Regions from separate parts of the Homo sapiens genome. Here region 1 is linked to region 2. Evidence: read pairs that join two places in POLR2A ChIA-PET (ENCODE). Cell type or tissue: K562. All regions are shown on one strand. Links, peaks and the distances in the headings refer to the core of each region. The heading gives the core; the rest is flanking DNA. Region 1 overlaps PPP2R5D (protein phosphatase 2 regulatory subunit B'delta). Region 2 overlaps TJAP1 (tight junction associated protein 1).

Evidence for each region. Peaks named below come from ENCODE experiments on the same cell type or tissue, not always from the same donor. Only the 100,000 strongest peaks of a DNase experiment are listed, where the experiment ranks them.
Region 1: POLR2A ChIA-PET joins it to region 2 with 5 read pairs; 3 of 35 experiments call an interaction of 5 or more read pairs at or near these places.

What each region holds. Positions count from the first base shown.
Region 1 is chr6:42,984,978-42,990,342 of GRCh38, forward strand. PPP2R5D (protein phosphatase 2 regulatory subunit B'delta) reads left to right here. Exons shown (of 16, transcript NM_006245.4): 2 at 4,634-4,711. Among named protein-coding and RNA genes, the nearest start is that of PPP2R5D, 3.1 kb to the left of the region's middle. RefSeq lists a silencer at 3,594-3,888. In K562, for the core only: no CTCF peak of the experiment used is centred there; DNase peaks (open chromatin) are centred at 195 and 3,014; H3K4me3 peaks cover 558 bases.
Region 2 is chr6:43,488,889-43,494,253 of GRCh38, forward strand. The region is part of intron 2 of TJAP1 (tight junction associated protein 1); the gene reads left to right. Among named protein-coding and RNA genes, the nearest start is that of TJAP1, 14 kb to the left of the region's middle. RefSeq lists enhancers at 755-1,348, 1,349-1,943. In K562, for the core only: no CTCF peak of the experiment used is centred there; no DNase peak of the experiment used is centred there.

The DNA.
Region 1 (5,365 bases), core at 52-5,051, 500 kb before region 2:
TTCCAGATCTGCCCCATTCCCAGGTCACTGTCCTGCTTTTTCTGTCCCCCCCATCACCCCTGGCCCCGATCCCCCTTCGGTTTGGGCAGCCCCTCATCTGAAACTGCACCTTCCTCCAGAATTGCCCCCTCGCCCCGCCCTGAGCAGCCCCTTGTCTCCTCTTCCTACCCGCCTGGGACAGCCGCCCCGCAGTCCCCTACGGCCCCTTCTCTTTCCATGCCAAGCCCCTGACCTAGAACAGCGCTGCTTTCTCTCTCCTCCACCCAAATCTGGCCTAGGCCCCTCCCTCTAGTTCTTCCTTCACACACAAACTTGTAAGCAGGACTGAGCCCTTCTGTTGATGGAACCTCACAACGTTGGTGCTGGAAGGGACCTCTGAGCGCATGCAGTGCAATCCCTAATGGTACAGATGAGGAGACTGAGGCCCCGACAGGGCAAGGGACTTGTCCAAGGTCACACAGCCTGCTGGAGGCCCAGCTGCAATATCAGGTCTCCTGACTTAAAGGCCTCTTTTGTATCAAAGCCCTCCTAACTGTCACCCAAGTGCATCCTAGACCAGTCACCTTTCCTAATCTGAGTAGGCTCCTCACCCTTATTCTTAATCCTAGGATAACCTTTGCATTTTTCCTTTTTTTTTTTCTTTTCGCACCAGTGCTGGATTTCTGCCTTTCCTAAGCTACACCATCTTCAAATTGGGAATTTGTCCTCACTGTCAGATTATTGTTCCTTCTTAGCCTGCAGGCCAGCCACCCCTGAACACCCATGTCTTTATCATGATGTCCTGACACAGGCCATTTCTTTTTTTTTTTTTTTTTTTGAGATGGAATTTTGCTCTTGTTGCCCAGGCTGGAGTGCAATGGCGCGATCTCGGCTCACCACAACCTCTGCCTTCTAGCTTCAAGCGATTCTCCTGCCTCAGCCTCCCAAGTAGCTGGAATTACAGGCATGCGCCACCACATCCGGCTAATTTTGTATTTTTAGTAGAGACGGGGTTTCTCCATGTTGATCAGGCTGGTCTTGAACTCCTGACCTCAGGTGATCTGACCCCCTCGGCCTCCCAAAGTGCTGGGATTACAGGTGTGAGCCACCGTGCCTGGCCCACAGGCCAGTTCTTAATGTTGCCTTCTTTCACCTTCCTCATCTACCTCGGTGCTGCCTTCCCCTGCTCCTCATCCGTGCCTTTTTCTACCCTCTGTTTCCTGCTGTTGCTGAGGTCTGACTCAGAGGTGTGGTTCCTTTGAGGTACAGACTCACACATAGGATGCTAGGATACCAGTTCCAGCCTCCCCCAGCTTCTCCTCTCCTGGGGCTGGCCCTTTTTGGTGGGGGTTGGCTCTGGCCTGGTGTTCTGGCCACCTGCTCGATGACCCCAGAGGTATATTGCTTTCATTTGCCCTCTGATTGGCTGGGTTACTGGGCTGCCATCTCTGACCTTTTCAATCAAACTTTTTCTCCTGGGGCTGTTCTGTATTTGCCAGGCAGCTCTGATTCTGAGTTGTCCCCTTAACCTTTCAGGGCCTGAGGTTCTAAGTACAGGGTTGGTGATGGTGTACTAGATAGTGAGCCTCCTGGGAGTAGTGAGCTGGACAGGGTTTTGTGCCCCACCCAGGCCCTGTCCTTGGGGAGTGGGCATGCGGAGGTGGTTTGGGTAGCTCAGTCGTAGACAATGCACACAGAAATCAGCCACAACAGGGGCTAAGGGAAATGGAATTCGGGGAAAGCTGGTGAGGTCCCCACCCATTTGTAATTTTTAGTCTGTTGGACTAGATACTGTCCCATCCACAGAAAGCAATAGCCTACTAGATTGTGAAGAAGACAAATTGCCAGTGAGATTTGCTAGGACCATGGGTGTAAACGTTTGGTTGGGAAAGGGTGTTGGAAGTAACGGGGTGCATGGAGCCAGGCATAACTCTCACCTCCCTATAAGGTTTTTCTGCTCTTGATTTTCAGTTGCATTTGGCCTTCTTCAATGGTTGGCAGGCTCTAAGGGGCAGGGGGGTTGCCAGTGTGACTGAGGTTTGTCTGGATGGCTGTGGGTGGAGGATCTTTATTGCTCATCTATGACCTGTCCCCTCTCTCCTGGCCATCTTTCACAGCTTCCTCTCTAAAGCCTTTCTGAGCCCTCAGTCAGGAGTGAACTCTCCTTTCTTTTCTGGATTTGCAGAACACTTAGTAGGCCACTTATGGTCCTTTTGTGTTTGGCCTTGGATGGGAATTAATTGTGGACAAGACTTTTCTTCCCCTTTGAGATAATAACTAAGTTTCATTTTGGTTTGACAACTCCTTTTCACACGGTAAGTACGTGCTTAGTGGATAGGTGCTAAGATAATCTCTTGGAGGGATTCGCATCTCTCCTCTTCCTTCATGTTCTCCTCTGGGACTTACCTCTTTTATTTTCCTGAGTAGGGTGCCCCTGCCCCCTCCGATTTTTTTCTTGTTCATAATAATAGTAATAACATTGACCAGCACTACGGTTTTCATGTGCCTTAACACTGTGCTGAGGGAAGAGGGTATTATGATTGTCATCATCTAATAGATGAGGAAACTGAGGCTCAGAGAGGCTAGTTAACTTGCCTGTGATTACACAGCCAGTAAGAGTTGGGCCCAAAACACAGGGCTGAGTCCAAACATGTTCTTTTAACCTCTGTGCTACACAGCATTTGACTACTGAGCTGGGCTGAAATGTGTGTGCTTCACCTGTTCTGCAGGAGCCAGGGAGCAAGGGTGGTAGGCCTGGTTCCTCCATGCCCACTCACACCCACACACTAAGGCAGCTGGATCTCTCTTAGGCTCATTCTTTGAAAGATACGTCTGAGGCATCATGCTGAGTGCTGTAGGGTGGGTGGAGGGGTACAAAAAAGAATAAGCAGCTTATGGTCTAATAGATTGGAGATGTATGAAGATGGGTCAGCTTTGTTCAAGGGGTTCATGTCTGGGGTGTGTGCAGACACCTCAATGTTGTGTCCTGCCTGCACCCTGCCCCCGGCCTATTTCTCTCCACCCCATGCTCTCAGCCACTGATAAGGGTCAGTGTGGCCAGCTGGGTTAGTATACAGCAGGAGCGTGCTCAGGCCAAAGAAGGAACTCCTTCCCCCTACTGCATGGAGCTGCTCTACACCACACCTTTCTTCCTCCCCACCTCCAAGAAGCCTTCCCCCTACTCCAGCCCACACAGAGCTCTCTTCTCCCTGAAATCCTTTTGCCCCCATAGTCACAATAACTCGATTTAACACTTCTCACTGAAGGGGCTTGGCTGCTATTGAATTGCACAATCTCAGAGCTGGAAGTGATTTCCAAGATCCTCCAGTCCTCATTAAAGGCTTGAATTTCTTTTGCAACATGCCTTACAGGAGGTCACCAAGCCCCTGCTTGAATGTTCTCAGGGGTTGGGGAGCTTTCGGCTTCACTAGGTGGCCAGTTTTAGTGCAATTGCTCCATGATAAAATTCTTCCTTGTTTGGAGCTTCAGGTGGCTTGCAACTTCAGCCCATTGCTCTCGTGCCTCTGGTCCATATGGACAAGTTGCATCCAAGGCATCCAAGTTGCATCTTCATTTGTTTAAGATCCATCTTGCTTCTCCATCCCTCATGACTCCTCCCTTCCATTGTTAACTATCCCAGTTCCTGCAGCTGTTGGTCTTGGGACATGCCTTTGAATCCACTCCCAGTATGGGTTGCATTTCCCTCTAAGAAACACTAGGATTTGTCATGGCCCCTCCCAAGCCTGATGCTCATGACTGAACCAGATCCTCCAGGATAGCCCTGTCAGTGCCAAGCAGTCTGCACAGGTCTTTTAACAAGATGGAAGGTCACATGAGCTGCACATGGATGATTTGTGTTGAGCTTGCAGTCAGACCTAAATCCCCAAGTCTTTTTCACATTTTCCCTATCCTGTCCCTGTGCAGTTGCTTTTTTTGGCTCGAAGCATAGGAAGAGATGCTGGGCAGGCCAGGGCTCTGAGCCAGCTGCCAGGTTCCCAAAGGAGACTTCAGACTAGTGCTCACTCTTTGTAACAGTTCAGGGTTTTACCCCCATCCCTGTCTTAGTGCTTGTCAACTGAGGTGCTCTTGGCATTTTGAGTGGGACAGTTCTGTACCTGTTAGCATTCCTGGGCCTTACTGATTAAATGCTGAGTAGCACCCTCTTGTCTGTGCGCTATTTGTGACATCCAAAAATTGCCTCCCAGTCTTTCCAGGTGGCTGTGAGGGGAGAGTGGTGACTCCCTGCACTCCAGCATGAAAGCCTCCGGCACACCTTTGACCACTTTAGCCAGAAACCAGTGAGCAGCTGTTCCCTGATGCTTTTTCTTTAAGCCTCCTCACCCTGGTTCTGACCTGAGCAAAGGCCCTCCCAGGCCCAACCTCTGCACCAGCCTGATGAGGTGAAAGATGGAGCATTCTCACGCTGAATTAGTGTGTGTTTGGGGTGACTTCCTAACCAGATTCTAAACTCTTTGGAGGGGCTGAATCTCCTTCTGCGTAGATCCCTCCACCCACCCCAGCTCCGCACAAGGTAGATTCTAATTGATTGATTCAACTGGACAGAGGATATTTGCAACAAAGATCTAAGGGAGCCAGATAAGACCTCTCCCTTCTCCTGGCATCTGCTAACTTTACTTTCATCTTTTCCTTTCAGGAGCCCCCCAAGGTTGCCAAATGCACAGCCAAGCCTAGCAGCTCGGGCAAGGATGGTGGAGGCGAGAACACTGAGGAGGTAATGAATGTAGGCGTAGCCTTAGATGTGGTGCAGGTGCCACCCGCAACTCCATGATGGCTAGTTGGGTAGGGGATCCCAGGGGGTGAGGCAGAAGGGAAGGCTTCCATATCCTGGGAGGGACCTGGACAGCCCATCCAGACTGCCCTCAGGCAGGATTTACCTTTGGTTGGTATAGACCAAATACATTCTCTAGTTCTTCAGACTCCCCAGAGATTCCTATGAAAGTTGTTTCTCTGCTTACCAACTTGGAATGTTGAGAATTCCTTTTTCTTAGGGCAAAAAGCGGGAGGTTCTGGGATCCTGGGCAAAAGGGGAAAAGTCCACAGACACTTGATGGGGTAACAAGTGACTTCAGCATGGCTCGGGTGGGGCAGGGGATTGGGAGGGGCTGGTGTCCCTGAGTTGGGCCCAGCTGGGCCCACTGCCCTTGGTCCTGATTGAATGGCAGCATGACTAAAAGACAGTCCTGAGCAGAGTTCAGCGCAGCTTAGCAATCTCGGGTTATAAAGCAATAAACAGCAAGCCGAGAGAACACCAGAAGAGGGAGAGACTTAAGGAAGTACACAGTATGTCCATGAAAGTTTGGGAGTGTGCACAGTGGGATGCTCTGGATGGTGAAAGATCCTGTGAACATACACAGCGAGCATCCAC
Region 2 (5,365 bases), core at 47-5,046:
AGTGTTTCCTGTCTGCGTGAATCTTGATCCTAGGCTTGGGAAAAGGCCAGGCCCACCTCTGTGGCCAGGGTGGTGACTCTTCCCTTTTTGCCCTGAGTCATCAGAGAGCCTGCAGGGCTTCCTAGAACAGGAGAGAGGACCCCTCTCTTGTCTTTTCCCTGCCAACATCTTACCCTCTGCTAAGCATCAGTGGGTGTGGATATATGTGTTGCAGTCCTGTCCTCCCGCCCCAGGGGACACATCTTGTGGGGTCTCTGGAATGCCACTGCTTTTGCCTCATTTGCCTTGCAGTCTGTGAGCTAGAGGTGTCACTTCCCCCAGGGTGGTCTGGAGGCTTCATGGAAGAGTTGTTTCTGCCGTTGATGGGAGAGCTTCTTGCTCTGTTGCTCGTGTTGCTTGTTCTGAGAGGGGAGAATAGTCCCTGTTGCTCCTCTGGGGCTGGTTCCCTGGGAAGTGCCACCCCTGGCCAGGCGGCAGTGTGCAGCCCGTGCTGTTGACTGGCCCAGCTGTAGGCCAGGCACACACTGCCCCATTGTACTGTGCTTTCCGACGCAGCCCTTGTCATAGCCTCTAATCCTTGGGCTGCTTCTCTCCCAGCCCCTCAGAGCCTGTGGGAGGTGGTGGGATGGACTCTGCTGGCACTGGTGCGGGATGGGTTGCAGCTGCAGCTGTGGGTGGCTTTGTTCTTACAGCCTAGCTTTCAGAGTCCTGGTGCAGCCTGGCAGCAGTGTTTGGGGAACAGGCGAGATAGAGGAGCTGAGCCCCTTCTCCAACAGCCGTCCTCTCTTTCTGTTGACCAACCAGAGAGGCTTTTTGCCTGAGGTCAGCAAGCTGGCCTCCCTGGTTGGCAGGGGGAGTGCTTGGCTTCCATCTGGCATGGTTTCCGGATGGGAGAAAGCCCCTGAGGGTCTGGTGGTAAGTCTGCGATGCTTCCCATCAGGAGAGTGCAGTGTGCAGTGTGTCCCCTTGGGCATCCTGCAGCTTGCCATTCCTCTGCTTTCTCTCTGCAGCTCCGGAGTTGGGCTGCTCACAAACCAAGCTGTCTGTTTATATGGAGTGCCTGGAGGGCATCTGCCATGAGTCTGTCGCTAACTGCACTAACCAGGAGAGCTGGCTGGTTGGGGAGAAGACACTAACCCTGTGAGTCTGACCTCAGCCAGCTAACCTGCCCTGGGGTGCCACCAGCAGGGCCTCTGTCCTCCATCCTTCCCCGCAGCCTGGCTGCCTCCCTCCTTAGCTTATATCACGCCATCTCCTCTGCTCTCTTGTTCTTACTACTGCGTCCCTCTATTTTCCCAGTCTCCCTTTGCTGTGGGTGGGGATGTGCCCCCTTCACGGCCACCTGCCCATCACCAGCCTGCTGCTGGGCTCCACTGACCACCCCCCACCGTCACCCTTCCCCGAGTCAGCAGCGTGCTCTTCACTTCTCCCTTCATACAGAATTGGTTCGAGTTTCTGTTGAATCTGTGCTTTTAGCACAGAGTTTGAGAAGATCCCTCAATTACCATGCTGCTGCTGCTTCTCATGCCTCAGAGACAGATGAACTAGAGTGGGAAGGGACTTTTCTCCTAGATCAGATCATTTCCTCCCTTTATCAAGAAGGGAAGGTTGGATAGTGTCCCTGTTACTCTCACCCTAGGATAAGAAGTTAGGATCAGCTGCAAGGTTCTCTTTAGGATTGGGGAGGTAGAGGAAAACCTTGACCTGGTTCTGGGGAATTCCCTGGGCAGAAAAGTGAAGCTACTTAAACTGAATGCTGGGGCCCCAAACCAGGGACCCATGTGAGATGTCACTCCCATTGGTGACCGTTGCTCTGGGAGGTGAAGTTTGTCCCCCCCACCTCTTTTCACATCCGGAGTTTCTGGTGGACTTTAGCCATGAAAAGCTGGGAAGGGTGCCTCAGTAGAGTGGGGGCAGGACCTGGCTTCGGATTCCACACTGGGCTCAGAAAAAGTCCTGGCCTCAGACTGGGAGATGGGTGCGTGCAGCCTGGCTTGGAGAAGCTCCCACGCAGTCCCTTCTCCCTCCAGGCTTGGGAAGGAGAGGCGGGTCTGGAGATCATGAGAAAGTTGATTGCCTGTTGTTTCCTGGTGTTCCACACAGGTCACTCTAGATAGACTGTGGCTTCGGCTTCCGGAGGCAGTGTGGTGCTAGGGAGGCTGGACAGGGGGAGCTTGAGAACAGAAGGCTGCCTAAGTGGATTCTGTTCCCCTTGGGCTGGGTGAGAGAAGGCAGCAGCCTACCAGCACTGGGTGGGAGCTTGTAAATGGGAGAGGGTGTGTTATGGGCCCGGAGCGAGGAGGATAGCACTCCTGAGCGGGATGATGATTTCTCGGAGGTTGATAGATTAAGAGACCAAAGTTGGTGGGGGATATCCATGTTGACCAGAAATATCTGTTTGTTTTTTTGGGTTTTTTTTGAGACAGAGTTTCGCTCTTGTTGCCCAGGCTGGAGTGCAATGGCACGATCTCGGCTTTCTGCAACCTCCGCCTCCCAGGTTTAAGCGATTCTCTTACCTCAGCCTCCCGAGTAGCTGGGATTACAGGCATGCGCCACCACGCCCGGCTCATTTTGTATTTTTAGTAGAGACGGGGTTTCTCCATGTTAGTCAGGCTGGTCTCGAACTCCCGACCTCAGGTGATCTGCCCGCCTTGGCCTCCCAAAGTGTTGGGATTACAGGTATGAGCCACTGTGCCTGGCCCGATGAGAAATATCTTGATGAAAATGCACTACGTCCAATAAATGAATATATGTACTATGCAATATTAAGGATTTATAGTACTGATCAATATCCATGTGGAAATGAATTTTATTATATGATTAATAATAGTGAATGTATGATAGTTGATTAAGGAATAAACAATACCTATTTATATGCATGTGGATTGAGCTTATAATGTATTATATATGAGTGTACTATGTACAAATAAACATTTATAGTACTATATATTATTCATGGGGACTAGCAGTAATGCAGAGATGTTTAGGGACCCCAAATGGGGAGTTAACAAGCTGGAGGCTTTCTTGACTTGGCTCTGACCAGGAAAGCAAAAGGGCCTGGAGTTGAGGCCTGGTTGAGGGCCGGTCCTTCACTTTGGCCTTTCTTAGGAGAGGGCATGGGGTCTAATGTCAAATGCAGGCTATGACCTTGGGGATTTCTTGCCCTCTTTTTTTGCAGGGAGGGGTTGGTTTGCCTGGCTCTTTAGCCCCTTGTTCCTGTGAAGTGTTTGTCTGGATGTGAGGCCAGGTGGATAGACTTGGAAGTGTTTGCTCATGTGGGAGCCAGATGAGCTCTCACAGGTCACCAGCACTGTTCTGAGTCCTCAGGATTGCTTTGGGGCAGAATAATTCCCACTCTTTTTGGCTTTCAAAACCCTGTCAATCTGTTTGGTTTAGAGTAGGCAGGGGGCCAGGTCAGGGCTGCAGGCAACTTGTCCCAAGAGGGTGAGGTTGTACTTGCCCAGAGGGGTGGCGGGCATAGCTGTTGGAGGGGCAGCAGGGCTGGTCTGGGCACAGACTGACATCTTCTAGCCTTGTCTTCAGCCCAGAGCAGAACCTCTGCCCAGTCCCCACCCTATGAGCTGTTGGCTGCCTGCCTGCCACGCGCCCGGGATTGCTGAAGGCTTTACTCATGTATCTCAGGAACAGCTGCATGCCGGAAACTGGGGGCTGGTGGCAAGCAGGAGGGGTACCCCGGAGACGATGTGGGCGAGGCCGAACCCAGTTTTGGTGGGATCAGCCCACTGCTCTGGGGGACTGCTATTCATGGGGAGTCAGTGGGAGAGGGGCTGTATTAATGGTGCAAGGAGTGGGGATCTTCATGAGCAATCCCCAGGACCAAGGCCAGGTCACCTGGTTCCAGGGCTTACGCTTGCAGGGTGACCATTTGTGTTCCTTAGACATCAGTTGGGGGCAGAGACTGGATTTCAGAGGCTTGAGAAGCGGCCAGACTTGTGTGGCGGGAGTGTAGCTGACCCCCACTGGGGCACAGCTTCCCACAGGCTTGCAGACTTCAGAGACTCCACATCCAGCACTTACAGCTCAGGACAGTTCCTGAGGGGGAGGCCCCAGTCCCTGTGTGATCAGACATTTGTGTTTTAGTGGTTGATGAGGGGCTTTAGGAAGGGCTTGTATTTATTATTATTTATTTATACCCTGCTGGGTTCCAAGGGAATTAAGGTGGCATACAACACAGCTGGTGTATTCTGAAACGGCTGGGTGTTCCTTTCATTTTAAAAGCAGTAGCGATTACTAACTTCCGTTTGACTTTGCTTGGTTGAATTATGAAGAAGAGCTTGGATGATTTTCATGGTAATGTGTGGGCCCTTCCTGATTCAGAAGGTTGTGTTCATTGACTCCTTAAGGTCTCTCACTTGCTTGATTCATTGACAGCTGAGAGCAGAAAGGCTTCGTAGTAGGTTCAGAAATTATCTGAACCCAGATAAACTGATGGGGCCACAATTACCTGAAGTAGGTATTGGTGATGTGGAGAGTAGGGAGGTAGTTGCTCTCTAGGGCAAGCTAGCTGCTCCAGGATCAGGAGAGTTGTGGAGTGAGGTAGTAGTGCAGAACGTGGGGAGCTGGAGATGTTTGGTGGGGAAGGCTGAAGTTGGAAAAGCCAAAGAACCATATCCAGTCTGGATTCCTGTCTCCCTCTCCTGGGCTGGTGTTGAAGGGATGGCCTCAGCCTCAGCTGGGAGAAGGATGGATGCTTGAACCTCCTTTCCTCTTCTGCATCTCTGACTTTGCCTGAGCTTTAGGCAGAACCCCGGAAAGGATGGCAGAAGGGAAGTGGGACGGCATCTTTGGCTCTTGGGCTGGAAACTTTTTGCTGTTGCTCCTATGGGTGCTTGCTGGGAACGGTAAGATAGTATATTGGGGAGCAGCAGGATTCTGAAGAGATTTCTCTCTCATACCACTCTGTCTCTAGCAACAGCAATCTTCCACCACGGTGGAAGCCCCTGATCAAATATGCGTACCCACAAAAGGGAGCAGGTATAAGTCCCACCTCCTGGTTAAAGAGTGATGCTTGGCAAATTTTTTTCCTTTTATTAAAGGACACTGCTCAGCCAGCTTCTGGTACAGATCATGCCTTACACCTATTCTGTCTACACTCTGCTCAGCTGTTCAGAGGGTTCACAGTGCAGCTCTGCTGTGCGTGCCGAGTCCCATTTCTAATGAAAGTAGACTTTGTTCTCTGAAGGCAGCTAATCATGCCCCATGGGCTGTAATCAGGGAGAAGGTATTTAATACAGGGCAGGCGGCAACAGGCGGCCTGCACCGACTGGCAAATTGCAACATGGCAATTAGGAAGCTATCACCCCTCTCTCCACCCCAGCAGATATGAAGTAGAGTCTTTCCTTTG